Linked DNA regions of Homo sapiens: region 1 is linked to region 2. A link is a contact called in ENCODE Hi-C or POLR2A ChIA-PET data. All regions are on one chromosome and are shown on one strand. Each heading gives the region's core, a stretch centred on a gene start or an enhancer-like site at or near the end of the contact. The rest is flanking DNA. Distances are from core to core; before and after follow the strand shown.

Evidence for each region. A loop is a pair of places that touch in the nucleus more often than their neighbours do. ChIA-PET counts read pairs that join two places held with the same protein, here RNA polymerase II (POLR2A). Pooled maps may share reads with other maps.
Region 1: a loop to region 2 is called in a map of CD14-positive monocyte, with 3 times the contacts of the local background. The contact joins the enhancer-like site here to the promoter of LINC01023 in region 2. A Hi-C loop is called at or near these places in 2 of 168 maps with a recorded cell type or tissue (CD14-positive monocyte and Calu3) and 10 of 50 pooled maps. POLR2A ChIA-PET finds 5 or more read pairs at or near these places in 1 of 52 experiments (MCF 10A).

Annotation. Positions count from the first base shown.
Region 1 is chr5:109,451,816-109,458,922 of GRCh38, reverse strand. LOC105379117 (a long non-coding RNA gene) reads right to left here. Exons shown (of 8, transcript XR_001742838.2): 2 at 3,004-3,247. Among named protein-coding and RNA genes, the nearest start is that of PJA2, 45 kb to the right of the region's middle. Within about 2 kb of position 3,127, at least 15 of the 41 ENCODE cell types and tissues checked have a DNase peak (open chromatin) inside an H3K27ac peak, as active enhancers do.
Region 2 is chr5:108,726,017-108,732,228 of GRCh38, reverse strand. LINC01023 (long intergenic non-protein coding RNA 1023) reads left to right here and starts at 3,968. Exons shown (of 1, transcript NR_046368.1): 1 at 3,968-4,404. RefSeq lists enhancers at 4,005-4,304, 4,144-4,725.

The sequences.
Region 1 (7,107 bases), core at 1,878-4,377, 730 kb before region 2:
GAGTTGCTCTTCTCGAGGAGTATCTTTGTGGCATTCTCTGTATTTCCTGAATGTGAATGTTGGCCTGCCTTGCTAGATTGGGGAAGTTCTCCCGGATAATATCCTGCAGAGTGTTTTCCAACTTGGTTCCATTCTCCCCTTCACTTTCAGGTACACCAATCAGACGTAGATTTGGTCTTTTCACATAGTCCCATATTTCTTGGAGGCTTTGTTCGTTTCTTTTTATTCTTTGTTCTCTAAACTTCTCTTCTCGCTTCATTTCATTCATTTGATATTCCATCACTGATACCCTTTCTTCCAGTTGATTGAATCAGCTACTGAGGCTTGTGCATTCGTCATGTAGTTCTCATGCCTTGGTTTTCAGCTCCATCAGGTCCTTTAAGGACTTCTCTGCATTGGTTATTCTAGTTAGCCATTCATCTAATTTTTTTTCAAGGTTTTTAACTTCTTTGCCATGGGTTCGAACTTCCTCCTTTAGCTTGGAGTAGTTTGATCGTCTGAATCCTTCTTCTCTCAACTGTCAAAGTCATTCTCTGTCCAGCTTTGTTCCGTTGCTGGTGAGGTGCTGTGTTCCTTTGGAGAAGGATAGGTGCTCTGATTTTTAGAGTTTCCAGTTTTTCTGCTCTGTTTTTTCCCCATCTTTGTGGTTTTATCTACCTTTGGTCTTTGATGACGGTGATGTACAGATGGGGTTTTGGTGTGGATGTCCTTTCTGTTTGTTAGTTTTCCTTCTAACAGTCAGGACCCTCAGCTGCAGGTCTGTTGGAGTTTGCTGGAGGACCACTCCAGACCCTGTTTGCCTGGGTATCAGCAGCGGAGGCTGCAGAACAGCGGATACTGGTGAGCACCAAATGTTGCTGCCTGATCGTTCCTCTGGAAGTTTTGTCTCAGGGGGGTACCCGGCCGTGTGAGGTGTCAGTCTGCCCCTACTAGGGGGTGCCTCCCAGTTAGGCTATTTTGGGGTCAGGGACCCACTTGAGGAGGCAGTCTGTCAGTTCTGAGATCTCCAGCTGCGTGCTGGGAGAACCACTACTCTCTTCAAAGTTGTCTGACAGGGACATTTAAGTCTGCAGAGGATTCTGCTTCCTTTTGTTTGGCAATTCCCTGCCCCCAGAGGTGGAGTCTACAGAGGCAGGCAGGCCTCCTTGAGCTGCGGTGGGCTCCACCGAATTCGAGCTTCCTGGCCCCTTTGTTTTCCTACTCAAGCCTCCGCAATGGTGGGCACCCCTCCCCCAGCCTCGCTGCCACCTTGCTGTTTGATCTCAGACTGCTGTGCTAGCAATGAGTGAGGTTCTGTGGGCGTAGGACCCTCTGAGCCAGACACAGGATATAATCTCCTGGTGTGCCATTTGCTAACACCATTGGAAAAGAGCCGTATTAGGGTGGGAGTGACCCGATTTTCCAGGTGCTATCTGTCACCCCTTTCTTTGACTAGGAAAGGAAATTCCTTGGCCCCTTGCACTTCCCCGGTGAGGCGATGTCTCGCCCTGCTTCGGCTCACGCTGGAGGCACTGCACCCACTGTCTTGCACCCACTTTCCAACACTCCCCAGTGAGATGAGCCCAGTACCTCGGTTGGAAATGCAGAAATCACCCATCTTCTGTGTCACTCACGTGGGAGCTGTAGACTGGAGCTGTTCCTATTTGGCCATCTTGGCTCTACCCTCTCCTGGCTTTTTATTAAACAATAAAATTAAAATGGAATTTATTTCATACTATTCAGGTAAAATTGGTTATATATATATATATCTCTTATTTAGCTATAAATAAACCCAGAAAGGAGGATCTGACAGGTTGGATGTCCTCCCAAGACTGCTAGAGACCAAGCTTTTCTCACAAGGGTGCTTTAATACAGAAAGAGATAGAGATGGCAGCAAATGGGATAGAAATATTTTTGTTTTAAGACACAAAACTTACTGTATGTAACCAATACATTTTAAAAAGTGTATAATAATAAGATTTATAATAATAGAGTATATCATATGTAAAGCCAGAAAAAAAATCCTTGGTTTACCTGTTTGGATTGTTTGGAAACTAACACTTCAACAAATAATCCTTTGAAATCAGAATTCTATCATTTTCATTACCTCATTTCCCCAAATGGAAAACTGTCTTTTTAACATTCTTACTTTATTAGATAAAGTATGTGATGGACATAAAGATTTTATCCCTCCTTAGGTACATATAAATCTTGTATTTCTGTTGCATTTCACCTACCTTAAGAAAAAAAAAAGAAAGAAAAGTAAAGTAAGAAAAGATTGCAGAAGCTTTGTAGCATTGAGAAAATGCATTATAGCATTTCAGAATATTTTGTTTGCTTGACTGAGAGCCAGAAATGATTAAACACTAAAATACAAATAAAATGTTTCTCAATCCAAATAGATTGGAAAAGATTTTCTGTGTTCCAATACAGTATAATTAACAAATGCAATAATGATTTTTGCCAAGGATTTATTACATGAATTTCATCAAAATGTTGATTTAGATCATTTGACCCATTAAACCCAATTTTAATTTTATATAAAAATTTTGGAAGTTTGTATATCTTGCTAATTTGATATGAATATTAGAGTATTATAGTTAGTCTAAATTTTTTCTTTCATTTATTTTTATTAAAAAAATATTTAGGTGTGCGTTCTCACTATGTTTGTCCAGGCTGGTCTTGAATTACTAGTCTCAAGTGCCTCCCCCTATCTCAGCCTCCTAAAGTGCTAGATTACAGGTGTGAGTCTAAATAATTTTGATTTAGTGTATTTAATACGTAATTCATTCACGTAGTTCAAAACTCAGAAACTTTAGAAGGTATGCAAAATATAAAAGTCTACCTTCTGTACATGATCCTTAGCTGCTCAGGGCCAGTCACCTCTATAAGTAACCACTGTTAGATTCTTATGAGTCATTCTGGTGTTATTCTGTATGAAAATGAGCAGATACAAGTACAGACCAATGACGCATTCCATTTCTCAGTTTGCTTGTCTTCTCTGTAGCAGTGACTGGCACTTACCACGCTCTGCATGTAGAAACAGTTACCCCTTGGCCTTTCTCCTGGCTTTCTCCTCCCTCTCTAGCACTCCTCTCCCTTCTCCCTGGCAGGCACTGTTTCCTCTGTGTCCGGTACAAACCAGTTCTTCTGTTTTCACATGACATATTCTTCCTGAGTGATCTCATCTATTCCCATCAGGCATAAATAAAGGTATTAGCATCAAAGCCATTTGTGGATGAAGAAAGTCTTTTCAGAAAAGATGAGTCTGCAGAATAAGGAGGAGACTGTTAGAAAAGAGCAACAGTAAGGGGATTTCTAAATGGAGGAAACAGCATATAGAAAAGCTAAATGGATAAAAGAGGGGCAAGACCACAAATGGAGTTACCAGCTCAATGTCTAACCTAAAAGATATTTGTTGCAAATGATGAACCAAATAATGAATAATGTTCAAGGAATATTTTTTACCAAAAGTAATTATTTCGCTAAGTCAACCATACAAATTGTGGAAACTGAATGAAAGGAAACTAAACTAAAAGAACTGAGTCTGCGTGCAAAGCAAAATGTGAATAAAATCGTAAATGAACACATGCTCTACGAGGAAACTAGTTTCTCAGCCTCCTGGTCATTGCCAGCATACTACTCTGCTTAGGTCACCTCTATGTGTGGAAAGGTCATCCAGACAGCTTTGCAGATTGGCAATTTGTGAACCTGTCTCAAGATCTATAAAACATATTGCAGCAGAACTTCAAAGCACACTTTGCCACATGGGTGGGAGACCTTTGTTTCCTTTTTTTTTTTTCTGCTTTTTAAGTCTGTAAACCATAATAAGGGCACATCAAAACCCTGTTGCTTTCTAATGTAACACAACAATGACATATTAAGTAGTATGAAAAGCATTAGCTTTCTTTTTGGATACCATTTTTTAAATAAACATTTTTTTTCTTAGACTTGCCATTCTCTCCGCTGAGAGAATAGTCTTCCAAAGTTGCAAATTCTTGTTCAAAAGCCAGAAGGAAAAGAAGCCATTCTGAACATACTTTAGCTGAAGAACATTTCTGCCCCTGTGAGGACAGCGTTCTGACTACCTAGATCACAGGATTTTTGCCTTTAGCAGAATACTTTTTGTTGATAAACCTTTATAATCTAAATTGATTGTTTCCATGTCTGTAAGATTCCCTTAGCTATATCTAAAAAGGACTAGGAAGAAACCCGAGGAACTGGTTCCTACTGCAGGAACAGACTGTGGTCATTGTCCTGTCACTTCATTTCCCTGGATTCCATTATCTTCCACTGTGCTAACATCACAGAACTGGTAAGAGAATCAGGTAAAATAAAATTACTTTTAAATCACAGATGCTATCATACAGGTGTAGGAATCTTCTAAACTTGGACCTACCTCTTGTTTGGGGTGATACCATACTTATATTTCTTTTTATCGCAATGAGATGGCAATAGCAGAATACCAATAGATAAAGCATTTCATATTCCCTTAATTCTCTGTGTGGTGCAAATGATAAACAATAGCTAAATTGCCTCCAGTTCTCTGCCTAAAGGTAGGACTCTTCATCCATCTGTCCTGAGCTCCGGTACCAAGGTCTCTCAGTTGGCAGTTGGGGAATAGATGACAAAAGCTTTTTTCCAAAGTTTTACATCCAAGTCAATGTGGGGAACCCCCACATTAAAAAGGGTAAATTCTGATTCTTTTTATCCTTTCCCCAGGGCAGAACTATGACCTCAATGAGAAATACAATTATAGCTTCATTGCAGGAGATTTACAGATATTACCCACATATTCTCACTATAAACATGTAGCCTCTCTTTCAGAAAAGGGCATGGTGACCATGGCATACTTTCCTGAAGAACAATGGTTTTGACCTAATGATCTTCAATGAGAAGAAAAAATGATATGGAAATGTCAGAGGTCTCAAGCCAATTTGGAAATTTTCAGGAAAGTGTTCTCATAACAAGAAGTGGCGTGGTATAATTAGAAAAGAGTTGTCCTAAAGTGAGATCTGAATTCTTGTCTGGTTACCCCATTTTGTTCTGTGTAACCTTTGTAAGTTACAACACTTGCAGGCTCTGCTTCCTTACCACCAATGCATGCCTACAATCTCTAAGCCCGCTTACAAGGCCAACACACTATGGTTTTTCTAATCATAGCTGTCTTTAATATTTTGAATCCTGATGTAACTTACTGGAGGGGAGAACAAAATGAAGTTTGAGTCTCTCAATGTTTTTCAGTGAGTTTTTAAAAACTGAACTTTTTAATCAGAGAGGCAAAATTTTAGTGGGGCTAATAAAGGCCTGACAATGACTTTCTTCTTTTCATTTAAATGTGGGAGGATGCTATCTGTATATGGGCTAATTTTGTCCACCACTGAACCAGAACAAATCCAACAAACTATGCCTGAATGTCTATCTCAGTGAGACTGCAAGGGCCACTGATGAATCAGAGTTAAGATGAGAGGAGATGAGGTCTCTATATCAAATGGATGATCTGTTTGTATCTAAAAGCCACTGTGTGCATAGGTCATGTTTTTAAAAGGGAAAAATATTCTCTGGCTACTTTAAATCCTATGAAGCAACTTTGGGGTTTCTATTCAACAGAACAAAAGGCAAGAACCAAGAGTTTTAAGTTCAGTTCAGACTTCAAATATCTGAGCATCAGCATGTCAATAAATACAGGCTAAAGTCACAGCTTCCCCAACATCACTGTCTCTCAGTTTACATACAATGTAAAAAAAGAATTTGATACAGCATCAGTCAAAGGTTTATCAACATATTATTTTAAGGTAATGAGATAAGGAGTTAAGTACACGGAAGTCATCTCACAGAAAGGTCGAATTTAACAACAACTACAAAAAATATGTTTTGATTTTCTCTAGACAAAGTCAATCTTAGTAAATTCAGATAAACAAAAAATAGAAATAATAAAAATCAACTGCAAGTCCAGCAATCTGTTAATATTTCCATGAGTTTCCTTATATTCTTTTTTCATGAATATATGCCTCCCAAAGTGCTGGGATTACAGGAGTGAGCCACTGTGCTGGGCCTGAGTCAGTTCTAAAGAAGAGACTGCAGCAGAAGTGGCTTGGCATGGCTTCCAAAGCTAGATCATGACAGGCTTCATGACTGAAGTAAAGAGTATTCGCTTTTCTTTGCCACACTTTCCTTATCTGTGAGATGAGAAAACTAATACTATCAATTTCATAGAATTATTTTTATAATATCATGGTTAATATACATGAAAGCCTTATCACATGTGGCTTGTAAGCAATATAAAATTGCAATCTACTATTTATTAAGTTGATTTTTTACTTTTTAGAAATTTCTGCCTGTATTTGGTATATATTCACATGTGGTTAAAGCTCTGCAGGTAACCATGAGTATTTTCTTAGAAATTTATAAACATAGAGTTGCTGGATCAAGATGTATGCATTCATTCAGAAAACACTGTCGAACTCGATTCTCACTTTGGAGTGAGAAACTCTGTTCTATAAAAGGCACATGGCATCAATTATCCTGATTTTGTGGGTGGATATTCCCATCACTTCTAAATCAGCTTTCATATTTTTATTAAAAAACTAGAAATAAAAAAGCAAAACATACTTGAGTTAGCAAGAAATCTTATGAACTTCTATGTCTTTTGCTACAGAACTAACAAGACAGAGTTTTCAGTTATTTTGCATAAAGTATCTAATTATGGGCCTGGGAATGGATGTGAATACAGCATAAAAAGATGTTATAATGGCTGGGTGGCTCATGCCTGTAATCCCAGCACTTTGGGAGGCTGAGGCAGGCAGATCATGTATGGCCAGGAGTTCAAAACCAGCCTGGCCAACATGGCGAAACACTGTCTCTCCTAAAAATACAAAAATTAGCCAGGTATGGTTGTGTACACCTGTAATTCCAGCTACTCGAGAGGCTGAGGCATGAGAATCTCTTGAACCCAGGAAGTGGAGGTTGCAGTAAGCCAAGATGGCACCACCACACTCCAGCCTGGGTGACAGAGCGAGACATTGTCTCACAAAAAAAAGAAGTTATAATTATATATATATATACAAATATATACACACACACACATATATGCCTATAAATTAAAAGCCTATATAAGTCAGAGTGCCT
Region 2 (6,212 bases), core at 2,719-5,218:
ATGGGGTTTCACCATGTTGGCCAGGCTGGTCTCAAACTCCTGATCTCAAGTGATCCGTCCACCTTGGCCTCCCAAAGTGCTGGGATTACAGGCGTGAGCCATGTCACCTGGCCCTCTATACAGACTTTGTATTTCAAAACTTTAGTACCCTTCGGCCGCGTGTGGTGGCTCATGCCTGTAATCCCAACCCTTTGGGCGGCTGAGGCGGGTGGATCACGAGGTCAGGAGTTCAAGAACTGCCTGGGCAAGATGGTGAAACCTCGTCTCTACTAAAAATACAAAAATTACCTGGGCATGGTGGCGGGCGCCTGTAATCCCAGCTACTTGGGAGGCTAAGGCAGAGAACTGCTTGAACCCAGGAGGCAGGGGTTGCAGTGAGCCAAGATCGTACCACTGCTCTCCAGGCTGGGTGACAGAGCAAGACTCTGTATCAAAAACAAAAAACAAAAAAACTTTAGTACCCTTTGATTATTAAATTTTTTCTAAAAGATTGTTTATAAGTTATATTTTCATAATTAAGATATACTAAATGTACTAGAAGTACTCACTATTTGTAGCAGTTTATCATGGAGTTTACAGTTGGATTTAAGGGAATCCATGTGCCTCAAAACTGTATGGGAAATTGGACAACTATATGATACAGATGCATGTAACAAGGCACAGTTTATTGGGGGAAGTGGTTAAGACTCAAAGTTCTGGCTCTAGAGCAACCCTGCTTGGATTAAGTCGTAGCTCAGTCACTTGCTACCTGGATAATCCTACTCAGGTCACATAACCTGTATACTTCAGCTTTCCTCATCTGTAAAATAAGGATAATAATAAAAACAACTCTGAAGGTTTGTCTTGAAAATAAGTACGCTAATATGTATAAAGGGTTTAGAATGGTAAGAGTTTAATAAACATTAGCTATTGTTATTTCAACAGCACTCTTTTGATTCCTAGTAGACTCCAAATGCCAAAAAGGTTAAAAATAACAGATTTGAAGAAATCTTTTTGTAAATTCTTTTTAAAATAAACTGACTAGTCACATCCACATGTATCTGTTTTCTGACTCTGGATGTTCATGTACTAGGCTTCAAAACCATGATGAAGCAATAATGACTGTGAAGATTATCTGTGTGAGAAAGACCTACCCAAAACTCTTATAAGCAAGCTTTGATTATAAAGAAGCCAAGGCATTCTTTATAAATCCTTTTCCTTGCAGAGTAAGTCTGAGCTTTTGCTGCCTATTTAATAATGATAATCAATGCCCACATTTAGAAACATCTCTTTAGTCCTTAGTCCATCATCAATGGTATGAAATACACAGAAATTACTTTCCTGATTCATAGATTGCATTTAGTCACTAATAATCTTTTGCTTCATCTCTTCTTCCTCAACTCTGGGGGAATGACTCAAAAGGTCCAAAGGGGTCTATGGGCCAGTGTTTCACTTCCTTCTAAACAAATGCCAGCTGGGCTTCTGCTTCTTCACAGGCTTTTGTCAAAGAATGTATCATATGCACTACTGGTTCCTAATAAAAACGAATATATAGTGAGCACTTATTTTATGCTCAGATATATAACAACTGCTTTTACACACACCATCTCATTTAAGTCTTATAAAAAACCTGTGGGGTTGGCACTGGTATTATCCTTATTTACAGATGTAAAAAATGAGGCAGATAGAGGTCAAATCCATGATTCACAGTCTCACAGCTTTTTAGTGTAGGTATCGTAATTTGAATCCAGGTAATCGAATGCAATGGCCACATTCCTTAACCATTATCTATGCTGCCTTGCCAGCTAGGTCTGTTAATTCAGAAGGAGAAGAGTGATTGTGAACATAAGGATGACCAACATCCATGCAAAATGACAAAACAGTAGAGAAGATCAGATCTTTTAAAGTAAAAAATAACTTGCGTGATAGACAAACCCAAGTTTGAAAACTTGCTCCACAACTTTCCAGCTACATGACCTTGAGGAAATTACTTAACTAAGTCTTAGTAATCTAGTTTTAAAACAAGGGCAATGACAGCACCAAGTTCACAAGGTGGTTGTGAGGATTAAATGGCATAATGCATGTAAAATGTCTATCAAGGTGGCTGGCATTTAATAAACACTGTATAAGTGTTGCTTACTGTTATTACTATTTTCAGTATTTTATTCTTCTTGGGCTTCTCAGCTTCAGACACCCTTTTTCTTTCTGTCTTTGTGGTCCAAGTACAGAGCTGTGTTGAACTAGGGTTGAATCTTACAAGCTCCAGGCAACCAGATCTTCACTTTCTTCCTGCAATTCTATTTGCCACCCACTATATCACTACTGATTTAGTGCCAGATTATAGATTTTCATCCACACATTTTAATTTAGAACCTTCCCTTTTATCTGGTTTTCAAGCATATTGTGTTAAAATTCCCAAATGATACCTTCAGAGTTTGCTACAAAGTCCTTATGATAGCTTTTAGAAAACTTAGTTGTTCTTAGGGGAACAATCATTGCTTTCCATTTCGTTACTGAATAGAAAATCTAGAAGAACAATATCAACTTTCAAATGAAATTATATGCCTGGAAGGGGAGTATAGATACAAAAAAAGGAGAGCACCTCATTATCACTCTTTCAAGCTGCTGGAGTGAAACTTGAGTCATTGCAAATTCCAACATCAAAAACTCTCTTGGATATACTAAAGAACATCATTATGCACATAGCGATAAAATGAGGACGTTATTAGAGGGAGCCACTACGAATAAAAGATTGCGAAATCAGATTTCTAAAATGAATAATACAATAAGCTCGTTAATAAGTATTGCGAAATAGCTCTAAAATTTCCAGCTGAAAGTGAATTCCTTGGGGTTTTTCACCAGCCAGGGGCATCAACTTTTTTTTTTTTCTTCTTAAATTACCCATACCTCTTTGCTGGCCCATGCGAGAATTTTCTATCTATAACTGTCTAAACACAAAGCAACATTTGATTTCGGTATTCATATTTATCAGAGTACTCTTCAAAATAAGTGAAATTAGGCTTCTTTTTAAGCTGGGGAACCTGCAAACGGCTTTTGAATGAAGAATAAGCATATGAAGAAGTCATGCTTCACCATTTTGCTGTAATCTTCTAAACTGCCTTCATGACGTAGAAACTTCTAATTGCAGAACATTTAAGAATTATTGCATGTCACCTCAATAAACCTAATCATTGAAGTTTCTTTTTTAGCTGATAGTAGTACATTTGGAAATACACATACCCGTCAGTTCATTTTCTCTGGCCATTTCCGTTTACCTCATACAGGCGTTTCAAGTGCGATCTGTCGCAGTCACATTCAGAGATTTTGGCCCTAAGAACTGCTCATGTTTAATGTTTGTAGTTCCAACGGTTTAACTTTTTTTCTCTCTCTCTTTTTTTTTTGGTGTGTAATTATAAATGTCTGAATTAATTAGTTGAGTAGGCTACAGGGTAGATAATAGAGCTAGTGTTAGATCCTTTTTAAAGGTTTTTAGGTCTCTATGAAGGGGGGGCGGGGAAAGGCAGGCGGGGAGTCCCCACACCCCACACTCTGCCCAAAGGTTAGGAAATTGCGGTCAGGGGTTCCTTGCCTTGGCTTCCACCACCTGAAGGCGTCTACAGCAATAATTAGAATCGAAACCAAGGAAACAAGAAATAGCTGAAAATAAAACACGAACTAAGAAATGGTAGTTTATTTTCTTTTTGCCATGCAGCAAAGGAGGGTCGAATGTAAAGCTGATACAGTTGCTGGCTGAGCTTTTCCCGCGGCAGCCAGTGCGTGCTTCCTCCACTTCTTCGAGACTTCTCCGTGCTCCTGCCCCACCTCCCAGGCTGAAGATTCATGCAGGCCCTGCGCTTAGCCCAGACTCTGGCCAGGCCCGGCCCAGCCCGAAGGTGGGCGGCTCCCGGCGCAGGGCGGCCCAGCCCCAACCACTGAGAGGAGGACCCTCCGGCGTCCTAGAGTGGCCGCAGGCCGCGGCGTCGGGTTGGAAAACCAGGAGAGCATGGAGCTTTTTCGCTGGTCCGGCGCGGTCTCTTGCGTTCCTGTGGCGGGCACCTGACTCCCCATGCCCGAGTACTGTCCTCAGGCGGAACGGCGTCTGCAGCGAGGAGCGGGGTTCCAGCAGGCTCGGCTGACGCGGTCCCTGGCATTTCCCGTGCTGGCCCTGGGTCGCCCTCGATGCTGCTTCCCGCTGGGAGCCTCCTTCTGACGGCGGAAAGGAGCTTCACCTGGGGCGGCCGGCGGGGAACGGAGAAGAATCCACCGGGGAAGTGGACGGGGCTGGCTCCCGGGCCTGGCGCTGCGGCTCTCGGGCCGTCAGACCTCCCGCGGGTTGCGTCACTTTCCTCGGTTTTCTAGACAGCAGTTGTGGGGTTGAATCCTTGCCGTGGTTTTGTAAGAATTAAATGAGATAATGAACGCGAACACCAATCATTGCTCTTTGTTGGGTGCTTCCTGTGGGCCTGGCAATATTAACAACACGAGCTCATTCATGCATTCATTTGCTACTCAGTGACTTTCCTGTCAATACTGCAAGGTGCTGGAGATGAGCCCCCACTCTTTGGTCAGTAAAACTGCCAAGATCACCGACCTTGTGAAGACATTTGAGGATGAGAGGTTGGTTGGAGCCTGGACGTGGAGACAGACTCTAAATAGTTAACTACAAGACACATGTAATTACAACTTTGAGAGCTTATAGCGGGAGGCCCTTTTGGGAAGGGGGTGGAGATGGAGAAGAGGAAGAAAGAAAGGGCTTCCCTGAGGAAGTAATATTGCAGCTGTGACCTGACAGATGAGGCCGAACCAGCTAGACTCGTGTTTCAGGCCTCGGGAATAGCATAAGGACTCCAGCTGGCTCCTTCCGGGTTGAGTCCTTATGCTGAAATTGGTATTTGGCACACACCAGTAGTAGAACGCCACTCAATGCCTTATTCTCTTCCCCTTCTCTCAGCTCTGTCCCCTCCACATAGTAGGACAATGAAACTGGTAACTATTTTTGGTCCGAATAGTCCTTCCATTATTATCTGTTATAGTCCACCATGCAGGTTCTTCCTAACTCCTTTTGATCAAAATAGATATTTTTGAAAATGTGAAGAAAGCAGTATCGTATCTTGTATGGTTTCTCATTGCCTTCTAAGTCAGATATAAACAACGAACTTGCTTGAAATGTTCTCTATCAGACCAAGGACCCATATTTAATTCCAACTTACACTCTGCTACACCCTTTCGCTAAATTCTTTAGTTGATGTTAACTGCATTTGGAACCCTGTATTCAGCGTTGAATTGCACATTCTGAAGCAATTGTGTTCTTACTCAGCACGCTCATTTCTGTATCCCAAGTATCTCCCTGCCTCCAGAACATGTTTACTCTTTAACCACTTCCTGATAATACAGTAGGCTACCATTACTCTAAATAGTTGCAGTTATTGAATATAGGCACATTTTTAAATTATAAGAATCCTATCCCAATCCAAGGTACAATTTGCTGATCGCATACTGATTCATTTTCCTCCCACTCTGGGTCCTTTCATCTGCTGTTCTCCCAGTCCAGATGCCAGCCAGGCATTTGAGAACCATCTGATGGTAACAGGATGGAGGCTGACTCAACTTCACTCCACCACCTGCCTTCCTGCCTTCAGGGAGATTTTGTACATAGCTTATCCTTTAAGTTCTTCTGCTTGTTACTGCTCACAGCACTGTGATTCTACTTTAGGCACCTTCTGTACATTCATATTCATTACTTTTTTTCTCCTCTTTCCTGTTTATGGTTAGAAAGGTGCTTCACCAATCTATTTTAGAACCAAAGAAGAGATCAAATTATAATAACATGAGCATAGTATTATGCTATAGGATACTAGTAAGAAACTCAGTTCCTCCTCTTTGTTCCCATAATATTTTGTGAATATGTCTATGATAGTATTTAATACATTGCATTATGACTTGTTGTTTGTGTCATTCTCCACTTATTAATTAGACTTCTTTGAGGATAGAGATTGAGTTTTTAAATTTGTTTCTTCATTTGTTCTTTTACTTAGCTCAATGCCTGGCAAAAAAACAAATCATTGTTAAATCAGTTTTTAGGTGAAATAGGGATAAGTGGGAGGCTAACTTATCCAGTCTTTGAAAATGCCTAGCGATCCCCTTCAGAATCCTCACACATCATCATCAATCTTCTTACCCTGTAAATAAATATACTTTTCTCACACATTAAAGATATTTGTAAAATAAATTTA